Regions from separate parts of the Homo sapiens genome. Here region 1 is linked to region 2. Evidence: read pairs that join two places in POLR2A ChIA-PET (ENCODE). Cell type or tissue: PC-9. All regions are shown on one strand. Links, peaks and the distances in the headings refer to the core of each region. The heading gives the core; the rest is flanking DNA.

Region 1 (5,383 bases), core at 61-5,060, 280 kb before region 2:
TACGAGTAACTACTAAATTCCACGTTAAATTACGCAAATTACCTACAATGACTGTCAGGTAAGATATATATTTCTACAAGTCTTTTAAAAATAGAGGAATAAGTGTTCTCTCATTTCCTCTTAAAGGGTACTTACTTGTGAAATGTAGAAATGAGATCAATGAGCATATACATAAAGCTAAGGCACGCAAATGAAGACAAAGGATGCCTTTAAGCTCACTGATCTTTAAAGCAGCACACTAGTATAGCTAAAACATTCAGCCCATTTTACCTGAGATAAAACAAAGTAACTGACTTACTATTACTGTTGCTTTGCAACTTCAGTTTACTTCTTTCTTTGGCACTCCTGCTGAGAACTCCATTGGGTTTCAAATCTTCTTCTATTTCACCTTTTCTCTTTTGCAAATCATTTTGCTTCTTTTTGTAAGTTGGCTTAGGTTGTCTTTTAGTCCTTTGCTCTGACTTGCTTTCACTTTCATCTGAGTCTCCACTTTCAGAGCCAGATTCATAAGTTCTTTTGGCTTTTCTCCTGTTGACTTTATCATCTTTTACATATTTATCAACTATGATCTTACTATCTACACTATTTTGTATATCACTAGATGTAGAGGCTATTAAGTTGACAGAACATGGCTTAATAATTTCTGATACAGAATTCCCTGAATTTTCCATTTTATTAGTATTTTTATCTTCTTCTGAGTGTCTGGTGAGCCAGGCCTTTTTCAGTTTAGTATGGTAGTTTGGTTGACTTGTCTGGGAAGCTTGCCCATTTCCTACAGAGTTTGCTTTGTTAATTGTACTACAGATTACAGTGCTATCCAGAGGAAGGGAGGCTGAAAGTGTCTGATTTTTTATAGCATTAGGTTCAGTCTCACTGGCATTACTACTTTTATACTGAGCTGCAGCCAATGCTGCCTTGTGCTTTTTTAAATGGATAAAATCAGTTGTGCCTGAGAACCCAGAACTGGGTTGAACAACACTTCCTGTCTTACTACTGGCTAATGTAACTGGTGCTGTGGTGCTGACCTTGCATTCTTGTTTTTGAGCCACTGGCTGACTGACACTTTTTGAAGATACACATTCTGATGATGTAGAGGCCAAAATGGTATTTGATAAAGAGGAAATTACTTCTGAACCACCCCAGCTGGAAACACTGGTAGTATCGGCAGCAGATGTGATTACATCCGTTTTGGTATTACACATCGTATTTACAGCAGACATGACTGAACTGGGAACACTGCCCTGTGAGACAGCCTGAAAGTTTTTTTCAGATTTTGTGTGAACACTGTCTGAATTCACATTTGGCAAAATGATTCTTCCAGTTTCTCCGGCTTCTGCTAGTTTGAGGCAATCTGTTTTATGTGCCCCAGCTGAAGATCTTTCACTAACACGATCTTTAGAAGCTAACTGCATTGCTGGCATACTATCAGTTTTTGTACTAGAAGATGGACGCACAATGACAGATGCCATAGCAGCCTGTAACTTTCCGCTGCTTTTCTCCACATGCCATTCAGTTTTCTCTTTGCTGAGGTTATTATTAGGTCTCCACATCTCCGTCAAACTCTGTTCTGAAGAACTCTTAAAATTTGCCTGGGAGTCTTTTGGTTCGGGTATTAGAGTTGGAGGCTTCTGTGATTCTTGAACTTTACCACCAGCATTTACTGGCATCACCGGAGTTAAAGTTGGAGGGGAAAGACTACTATAGCTGCCTTCCTTTCTTTCCAGGCTGTGATGGATTGGTGGGTGAAATACTGGTGCTCTATGTAATGCAGGCATACTGCGGAGTGTATTTGTAGAAGAAACTGTCAAATGGGTAGGACTCCTACAATCATTTCTGAAGGTTGTTACTGAGTGAGATGCAATCTGATGTGGAAGATGTTCTGGTATCTTGCCTACTAAACCTTCACTTTCTGGTTGGTGTTTAATCAAAGGTGGAGGCTTTGAAAGAGATGTTATAAATGAAGTCAGAGTTTGAGGATTAGCTGCTGCCGCTGCAAGGGCATTACTCTGTTTATCACCGTAAATATTTGAAACTTCTTTGGATGGGTATGATCTTGGTGGTTCATTGACCACACTATTAGACAATGTAGTGAAATAGTTACTTTGGGGTAAACTCTGAGGCACTGAGTGCTTCATTTTATAAAGATCTGATACTGAGCGTTCTACATCCATATCTTGTTTGATGATATGGCTTTTAGGACTGGAAGATGATGATGCCACTCTGGAATAATTCTCTCTCTCACCCTCAAGTCCCTTGATTTTAGTTGTAAAGGGAGCAACATCAATACTTTCTTGAAGAATTCGACGGTGTTCCTCTTTGTATTTGTTTAACCTCTCTCCAGTCTCCTGGGGTGGCCTCTGTAACTGATTTAATACTGGATCCACAAAATGCCTATGTAAGTGACAATCTTTTCCAGTCTGTGACCTATTTAGATCCAGGTCATTTTTGGCTGATGTGGATGCAACAGACCGTAATGGTTCCATAAAAGCTTTTCTTTCTAATTCTCTGTAAAGAAAATACACAAATATTTCTGTAACCACTTTTTCCTGCAAAATACAAAGACAGCTTCTATGCAATATCATTCTATTATGAAAGTAAAAGACATCTTTGCATGTACTCTAATACTATAATAAATTTGAAGAAATATCAAAACAGAACAAAGCCTAATCTTAAGATATGTGTTAACTTAAAATTAACTATTTAAAAGGCAAATTAAGAAAAATTATGAACAAGGTATTTATAATTTTTAAGCACTGGTGAACTTACTCCTTATGATGATCTACTAAAGTTTTTGTCAATGGTGGACTGGAATGGGCTGTAATTTTAAGAGGCCGATGAGGCTCTGCACTGGAAGGTCTGACAGGAATGTGACTAAGTAATCCAATACCATCTGCTGAGGTCACAGGGGTGGGCTGATGTAGCCAAGGACTGGGAGAATTCTATTAACAAAACAAAACAAAAAAAACACCTAGATTTCAGTTACTAGAAAAAGCTAAACACCGTGTCACAGTAGAACTGGGTATGATCTTGGTGGTTTATTAGTTCATTCAAATAGCAGTTTCTTTGGGAAACTTGTAACTTTTTCTAAATACATCTTATGAGAAATATTCAGACAAATAATAACATAATTAAACAGATTTTTCCATATCATAATCAGTATTAAATAATTTATTGTCATCTTACTAAAAACAGATCTTGAAATCAGTGCCTTAAATTTACTATAAATGCCATATACAGAACCTAGTTTATATGATTTCCTGATTCTAACAGCAAAAGTATATTGCTAACAGTAAAAACAGAATATTATTCCTAAAACACATTTCATCAGAAATAGAAATTATAACCAAATTCATTTGTCAATTTTTGTCATCAAAAAATTTAACTTTTCCAATGTAACAATTTACTGACAATTGGCAGATAATTACATTTCAAAACCCAAATGCACTCCCCATTTCACTCTAAGCTATAAACAAGGTTGCACCATTAAGCTTGGAGGTGTAGAAGTCTAATAAAGTTAATTTTATACATCAATATGCTGCCTGTCTCATGACTGAATATAAGGTGACAGCAACCTCTTCATCGAGACATACAGCTATCTGACTACATGCTTAAGGATTTTTCTATATTCTGACTCACTGACATCCTTCCAGAACATGTTTTATGAATTTGTTAATAGGATGATAGTCAAATAGCAGGAAAATACAACCTCCTTTGTATTTTCTCTAACAAAGGGAATACGTTTTACTTCTCAAAATAATGCAAAAGCAGTATGTCACACCAAAAATATACTGCTATGAAATTAAAAACATACACTATAGCCATAAACCCCACATAAGAGAAAAATACATAAATATACACATAAGGATCAAATATGTGTCTCAAACGGCCTCAGTTCTATAAGATCCAGAAATCTTAAACAGCAATCAATTATGGCAATGACAACAAAGTTTTGCTCTATAAAATGCCATTCAAAATTATTTCTCAATAATAGTGTCTTATGCTTGTATTGTTTCTTCACTTTTGGTCAATAGTAGGGGGTAAGATATTTTTATTTTTCCTCAAAATGTTATTCAAATTTACTCCTTTATGTTGTAATTTTATATAACAAATAAAAATCTGATACACTTGTTTTTAGTTTAACACATTTATGACCAGTTAATAAAATATTTTATGTACTTATAAACACAGAGGCTAGACAGTCATGGTCTAAGTCCATATACATGTGACACATACTGAGTATTGCTCCCTTCCAAGCCATTTTTAAGTTACTTAAATCTGTTTTCAAGAGTTTGGATGTTAAGGAAAAAGACACAAATCTGTTAGCCAGCTCTTGGCTCTCCTGTGTTCCTCTAGCTAGCTTATCTTTGTGCAGCTGCAGCTACATTAATGACGTGAGAGTGAAGGGTCAGAATAAACATGTGAGTGCAACAATAAAAATAGAAACCTTGAATTAATAATCTGAGTACAGTAGGGCACTTGGGTCACCAGGCCTGCTTTCTATTCTGGTAAAGAGGATAATATAGTGATTAGTGATTCTTCACTGAGTTTGACTATGTAACACACAGGTTCCAGTATGACTCCCATCTACGACAAAAGCAACGGCACCCTCCAAAATGGTAATGGAAAGCTTGTGATCAATGGCAGCATAATTCTGGAACTGAGATCTTGTCAACCTCAAATGTGGTGATGCTGGTGCAGAATCAACTGTGGGCATCACTGGTGAGACTTCATTAAAGGCCAAAGGTCATATGAAAGTAGAGCCAAAAGGAGTCCATGTTTGCAACAGGAATAAACCACAGGAAACATCTTTCAAAACTGGTAGACCTTATGCAAGATGCATCATCAACCACTTGGTGCCTCTTATCATCAAAGTTCACCCATCACATGGTTGGGCATGGTGGCTCATGCCTGTAATCCCAGCACTTTGAGAGGCCGAGACAGGCGGATCACTTGAGGTCAGGAGTTCGAGACCAGCCTGGCCAGCATAGTGAAACCTCGTTTCTACTAAAAATACAAAAAATTAGCCAGGTGTGGTGTTGCACACCTGTAGTCCTAGCTACTTGGGAGGCTGAGGCAGGACAATCACTTGAACCCGGGAGGCAGAGGTTGCAGTGAGCCAAGACTGTATCACTGTACTGTAGCCTGGCAACAGAGGGAGACTCCATCTCAAAAAAAAAAAAAAAAAAGTTTATCTATCACAACTTGGGAATGATAAAAAGACTCATGGCCACAGTCTACCCAAAACATAATGACTCCTCTCACAAACTTTTGGCATGATGAACAGCATGCTTTTATCTACTGGCATCACTAATGTTATATGTAAAAAATATTATCCCTGAGTAAAACAGAAAGTCACTAAAATTGTCTTCTAAATCACCACCCC
Region 2 (5,383 bases), core at 164-5,163:
TGTTTATATGAGTGTGTTCAGTTTTTAAAAATTCATTGAGATATATCCTTATCACAGTCATGTGTCACATGACATTTTTTGGTCAATGACAGATGGCATATAGGACGATGGTCCCATAAGATTATGCTGGAGCTGAAAAATTCCTATCACCTCATGATGTCATAGCTGGCATTACATCCTAGCAAAACACATTACTCATATGTTTGTGGTGGTGCTGGGGTAAACAAACCTACTGTGTTGCTAGTCATTTAAAAAGTAAAAAATGAGGCCGGGCGCAGTGGCTCACGCCTGTAATCCCAGCACTTTGGGAGGCTGAGGCAGGCGGATCACCTGAGGTCAGGAGTTTGAGACCTGCCTGGCCAAAATGGCGATACCCTGTCTCTACTAAAAGTACAAAAATTAGCTGGGCATGGTGGCGGGCGCCTGTAATCTCAGCTACTCAGGAGGCTAAGGCAGGAGAATCACTTGAACCCAGGAGGCAGAGGTTGCAGTGAGCCGAGATCGCACTACCGCACTGCAGCCTGGGCAAAATGAGTGAAACTCTGTCTCAAAAATAAATAAATAAATAAATAAATAATATGAGTATAAGCTACAGCAGCAGGAGTCATGGCAGGTCAAGTGTTTAGAAAGCTTCTTCCACTCTTTCACCGAGTACTGGCTGAAAGGAGTGGAGCTGAAACTGTAACTAAAGGACGCATTATGCTTTCAGAAAAATCTCAAGGAAAAGTACTGCAAGCAAGAGGAGTAACTGTTGGATGGGGGTCTAAAAGGAATGAGTGAAGAGATTCAACACTGGGATTACAGGCATGCACTACCACACCTGGCTAATTTTTATATTTTTAATAGAGACATATTTCACCATATTGGCCAGGCTGGTCTTGAACTTCTAACCTCAAGTGATTCACCCACCTCAGTCTCCCAAAGTGCTGGGATTACAGGCGTGAGCCACTGGGTCTGGCCCACTTTTCCAGGTTCTATACCAGGGGTCCCCATCCCCCGGACCATGGACCAGTACCAGTCCATGGCTTGTTAGGAACTGGGCTGCAAAGCAGGAGGTGAGCTGCCTGTGAGGGCGCATTATCTAGCCTGAGCTCTGCCTCCTGTCAAATCAGCAGCTGCATTAGATTCTCACAGGAGGACACTGTGAACTGAGCACACGAAGGATCTAGGTTGCATGTTCCTTATGAGAATCTAATGCCTGATGATCTGGGGTGGAAGAGTTTCATCCCAAAACTATTCACCCACCCCAGTCCTTGGAAACATTGTCTTCCATGAAACTGGCCCCTGGTGCCAAAAAGGCTGGGGACCACTGTTCTACACCTCAGATGTACAAGCTGTCTCCAACCTGAGCCTTGCACATGCTGCTTCCTTTATGGGAATGCACTTTCCCAGACTCTTGACCTACTGAGCTCATTCTCAATTTTTAGGCCTCAGCTCAACTGCCACCTCTTCATGAAGCCCTTCATGGACACCCTCACAGAAAGTGACTCCTCAGTTATTCTTTCTTTCTTGTCCCTCTATTTATTTCCTTCACAGCACTTAGCACAATCTATAATTATTTATTTATTTTATTTTTTTTTTTTGAGACAAAGTCTCACTCTATTGCCAGGCTGGAGTGCAGTGGTGCAATCTTGGCTCCCCGCAACCTCCGCCTCCTAGGTTCAAATGATTCTTCTGCCTCAGCCTGACAAGTAGCTGGGACTACAGATACGCGCCACCATGCCCAGCTTATTTTTGTATTTTTAATAGAGACGGGGTTTCACCATGTTGTTCAGGCTGGTCTCAATCTGTTGACCTCGTGATCCACCCACCTCGGCTTCCCAAAGTGCTGGGATTACAGGCGTGAGCCACCGCACCCAGCCTAATTATTTATTTGCTTGCTTATTAACTGTCTTGTTCACAAGAGTGAATGAAAGCTTCTTGAGGGCAGGAACTCAAGAAGGGCAGGAACTTTGTTTTGTTTAATCACCAACTTCCAATATAAGCATTCAATAAACATCTGTTGAATGCATGAATAAATAAAGGAGGCATTAATAACAATAGTGATGACAAAAATAACAGTTAACATTTACTGAGCACCTACCATGCACGAAGCACGCTAATGAGCAATCTATAGATAGCTCATTTAATCCATGCAACAACTCTATGTGCTAAGTACTAGTTTACTAACCTTAGAAATAAGAAAACTGAGATGACGAATTGTTGTATCTTGCCCTGTGGTCACACAATTTAGTGTGTGGGCAAGATAATCAAGGTAATCTCTTCAAGGTGGCCTAAAAGTTGGCAAAGAATGAAGATGGCAGATGGAGAAAACAGAAATAGTTATTTTACTTAACTTCTCTGCTTCCAACTTTTCTATTACCTTCCTCATCTCATTTTACTATTATAACTTTTCTTTTTCATCACCCCCTCCCCCAGTTATTCTTAACTACTGACTCTTTTCTCCTTGCCACTTGATCTGATTCAAAATAATTTCATGGGGTATCTTAATATTTACATGTAATATTTTAATATAAAACAATTAGTATTCAATAAGATATTACATAAAGACCCACAATTTTATTTTATAGTAAGATGGAATCTGCACCAGTAACTCTTGATCCCCCTTCCTTTCTTGCATAATGACTCGCATAAGGCAGTCAGCTTACTTGTGGACTGTTTTAAATAAAAAGAAAATGAAGAAAAGGAAAATCTTCCTCCTCTTTCCTTTCTATCTCCTAAGAAGGTGGATAAGAGTATAAAATACTACCCAAGCCTATCTTTAAGAGCCCTTCTTTATTGTGTCTGAAAATTTGCTTTGGAGTATGAAATTTTAATTATGCCTTGGTATTGCTCAATTTCATACTGTTATGACACAATCCCTCCTAGTTCTTCCCATAACAGCTTATAGCTACAACCCCCCTCCAGGGAAAAAGCAGGTTTGGGCTCCTCACTCTTTCCAGACAAACAAGGCAACTTTCAGAGAGCTTTCTAAGCAGTTGAATCAGATAGCTACTACAACACTTCTAGTGGAGTCCCAAGAGGAAATTTTCTTGCCAACTTCAGAAACAGCTATTTGTCAGCACAAAACAGAATTCATTCTAAACTAAGAGGGGCAGAGCGGGGGGAATGCAACCTAGCAGAAATTCCTTTTCCTTACAGAGAAACTTTTCCTTTAAACAACATATAGAGTAAATTATAACTTTTTCTTTCTTCTTTCTCTCTCTCTCTTTCGAGACTTTGTCACCCAGGCTGGAGTAAAGCGTGATCTCGGCTCTCTGCACCCTCGACCTCCTGGGCTCAAGGGATCCTCCCGCCTCAGCCCCGGAAGCAGCTGGGACTACAGGCCCATGCCACCATGCCTGGATAATTTTTTGTATTTTTTGTAGAGACAGTGTTTCACCATGTTGCCCAGGCTGGCACTTTTTCTTTCAAAGTCAAGCGGAAACTCCAAATAAAAAGATTCCTTCTGATATGAACAAAGTTTGATGAAATTAATCATGGGAAGAAAAATTTTAGCCTACAATAAAGATTTAAAAGATTATAAAGAAATGGCCAGGCACAGTGACTCACGCCTGTAATCCCAGCACTTTGGGAGGCCAAGGTTGGTGGATCACTTGAGGTCAGGGGTTTAAGACCAGCCTGGCCAACATGACAAAACCCTGTCTCTAATAAAAATACAAAAATTAGCTGGGCGTGGTGGCGTGGTGGCGTGGGCCTGTAGTCACAGCTACTCGGGACTCTGAGGCATGAGAACCACCTGAACCCAGGAGACAGAGGTGGCAGTAAGCCAAGATTGCGAACACTGCACTCCAGCCTGGCTGACAGAGTGAGGCTCTGTCTCAAAACAATATAAAATAAAATAAAATAAAAATAAAAGATTATTTTTAAAAAGCACATTAATAAAAATAATCACTAAAAATATAAGAAAAAGGGAAAAGAAAACAAATTACACTTTTTAATATGCCAATCTCAAAGTGGCAAGTTCAAAGTGTGGATGCAGGTCAAAGCAACTGAACATAATTCAGACAAATAACCCACTACAGTTTTGTCTGAATAACCCCAACATGAACTTAAAGTCTACACTCTTAGCTGTGAGGTACTAACTGAAATATGAGTCTAGATAACTGTCACATATATCTTCAAGGTAAGTATCAGGTGAAAGTGTTAGCTTAAGGGGGAGAAATAGAAGGATGATTTTCAATTGCCTGAATTTCTTTCTTTCTTTCCGTTTCTCTCCTATGTTAACCTTTCCATTATCTTTTTTCAACACCATTCGTAATTCAAGCAAAATCACTGAGTATGGAGACTTAACAAAATAATGTATTCATAGCAAAAAGATATTCCTACAATCTAAATCAACATATATGTAAGAATCACAGGCTATTTTTAAGTAGATGGGAACAAAACTGTTATTTCTTTTTTTTTTTTTTTTTTTTTTTTTTTTTGAGATGGAGTTTCACTCTTGTTGCCCAGGCTGGAGTGCAGTGGCATGATCTAGGCTCACTGAAACCTCCACCTCCTTGGTTCAAGCGATTCTCCTGCCTCTGCCTCATGACTCCTGCCTCCGCCTCATGAGTAGCTGCGATTATAGGCGTCAGCCACCACGCCCTGCTAATTTTTGTATTTTTAATAGAGACAGGGTTTCACCATGTTGTCTAGGCTAGTCTCAAACTCCTGACCTCAGGTGAACCGCCTGACTTGGCCTCCCAAAGTGCTGGGATTACAGGCGTGAGCCACCACCCCCAGCCTAATTCATATTTTTATAATAAAATTTTAAATCTGTTAATTACAGGCGTGAGCCACCACACCCGGCTAATTCCTAATTTTTGAAAGTACATATTATTAGATAATAAATTCAACAGCACCTAAAACAGAAGCATAAATGTTCTCTTTTTGAACATAAATTAATTTAGGGATTAGCCATTTTCACAGAGCAGATGAGTAGCCACTTTACAAATGGAGGGAATAAACTCATATAAAGTTAGAAAGGAACTGGGAAAATAACAAAGCTCTCAAATAACTCTAAGAATGTTTTCTTTCCAATCCAGATCTCTGATCACATTTTTTAAAAAGAAGGAAAAAAATAAAAACAAAGAGAGAGAGAAACCATGGAGTCTTTTCTTCCCGTAGCTGGCAGGAAGTAGGGTATATGATTTCTATGTAGCCTGACTCAGAATACTTTTCAAAGTTTGGAAAGTTGGGCCTGGTGGCTCATGCCTATAATCCCAGCACTTTGGAAGGCCGAGGCGGGCGGATCACCTGAGGTCAGGAGATCGAGACCAGCCTGACCAACACGGAGAAACCCCATCTCTACTAAAAATACAAAAGTTAGCCGGGCAAGGTGGCACATGCCTGTAATCCCAGCTACTTGGGAAGCTGAGGCAGGAGAATCACTTGAACC

Evidence for each region. ChIA-PET counts read pairs that join two places held together with the same protein. Peaks named below come from ENCODE experiments on the same cell type or tissue, not always from the same donor. Only the 100,000 strongest peaks of a DNase experiment are listed, where the experiment ranks them.
Region 1: POLR2A ChIA-PET joins it to region 2 with 6 read pairs; 2 of 35 experiments call an interaction of 5 or more read pairs at or near these places.

The regions. Positions count from the first base shown.
Region 1 is chr10:63,206,297-63,211,679 of GRCh38, forward strand. It overlaps JMJD1C (jumonji domain containing 1C), which reads right to left. Exons shown (of 26, transcript NM_032776.3): 9 at 2,767-2,939; 10 at 299-2,505. Among named protein-coding and RNA genes, the nearest start is that of NRBF2, 76 kb to the left of the region's middle. RefSeq lists a silencer at 79-279. In PC-9, for the core only: no CTCF peak of the experiment used is centred there; no DNase peak of the experiment used is centred there.
Region 2 is chr10:63,488,852-63,494,234 of GRCh38, forward strand. It overlaps a transcript of JMJD1C not described here. Among named protein-coding and RNA genes, the nearest start is that of JMJD1C, 26 kb to the left of the region's middle. In PC-9, for the core only: no CTCF peak of the experiment used is centred there; no DNase peak of the experiment used is centred there; H3K27ac peaks cover 1,018 bases.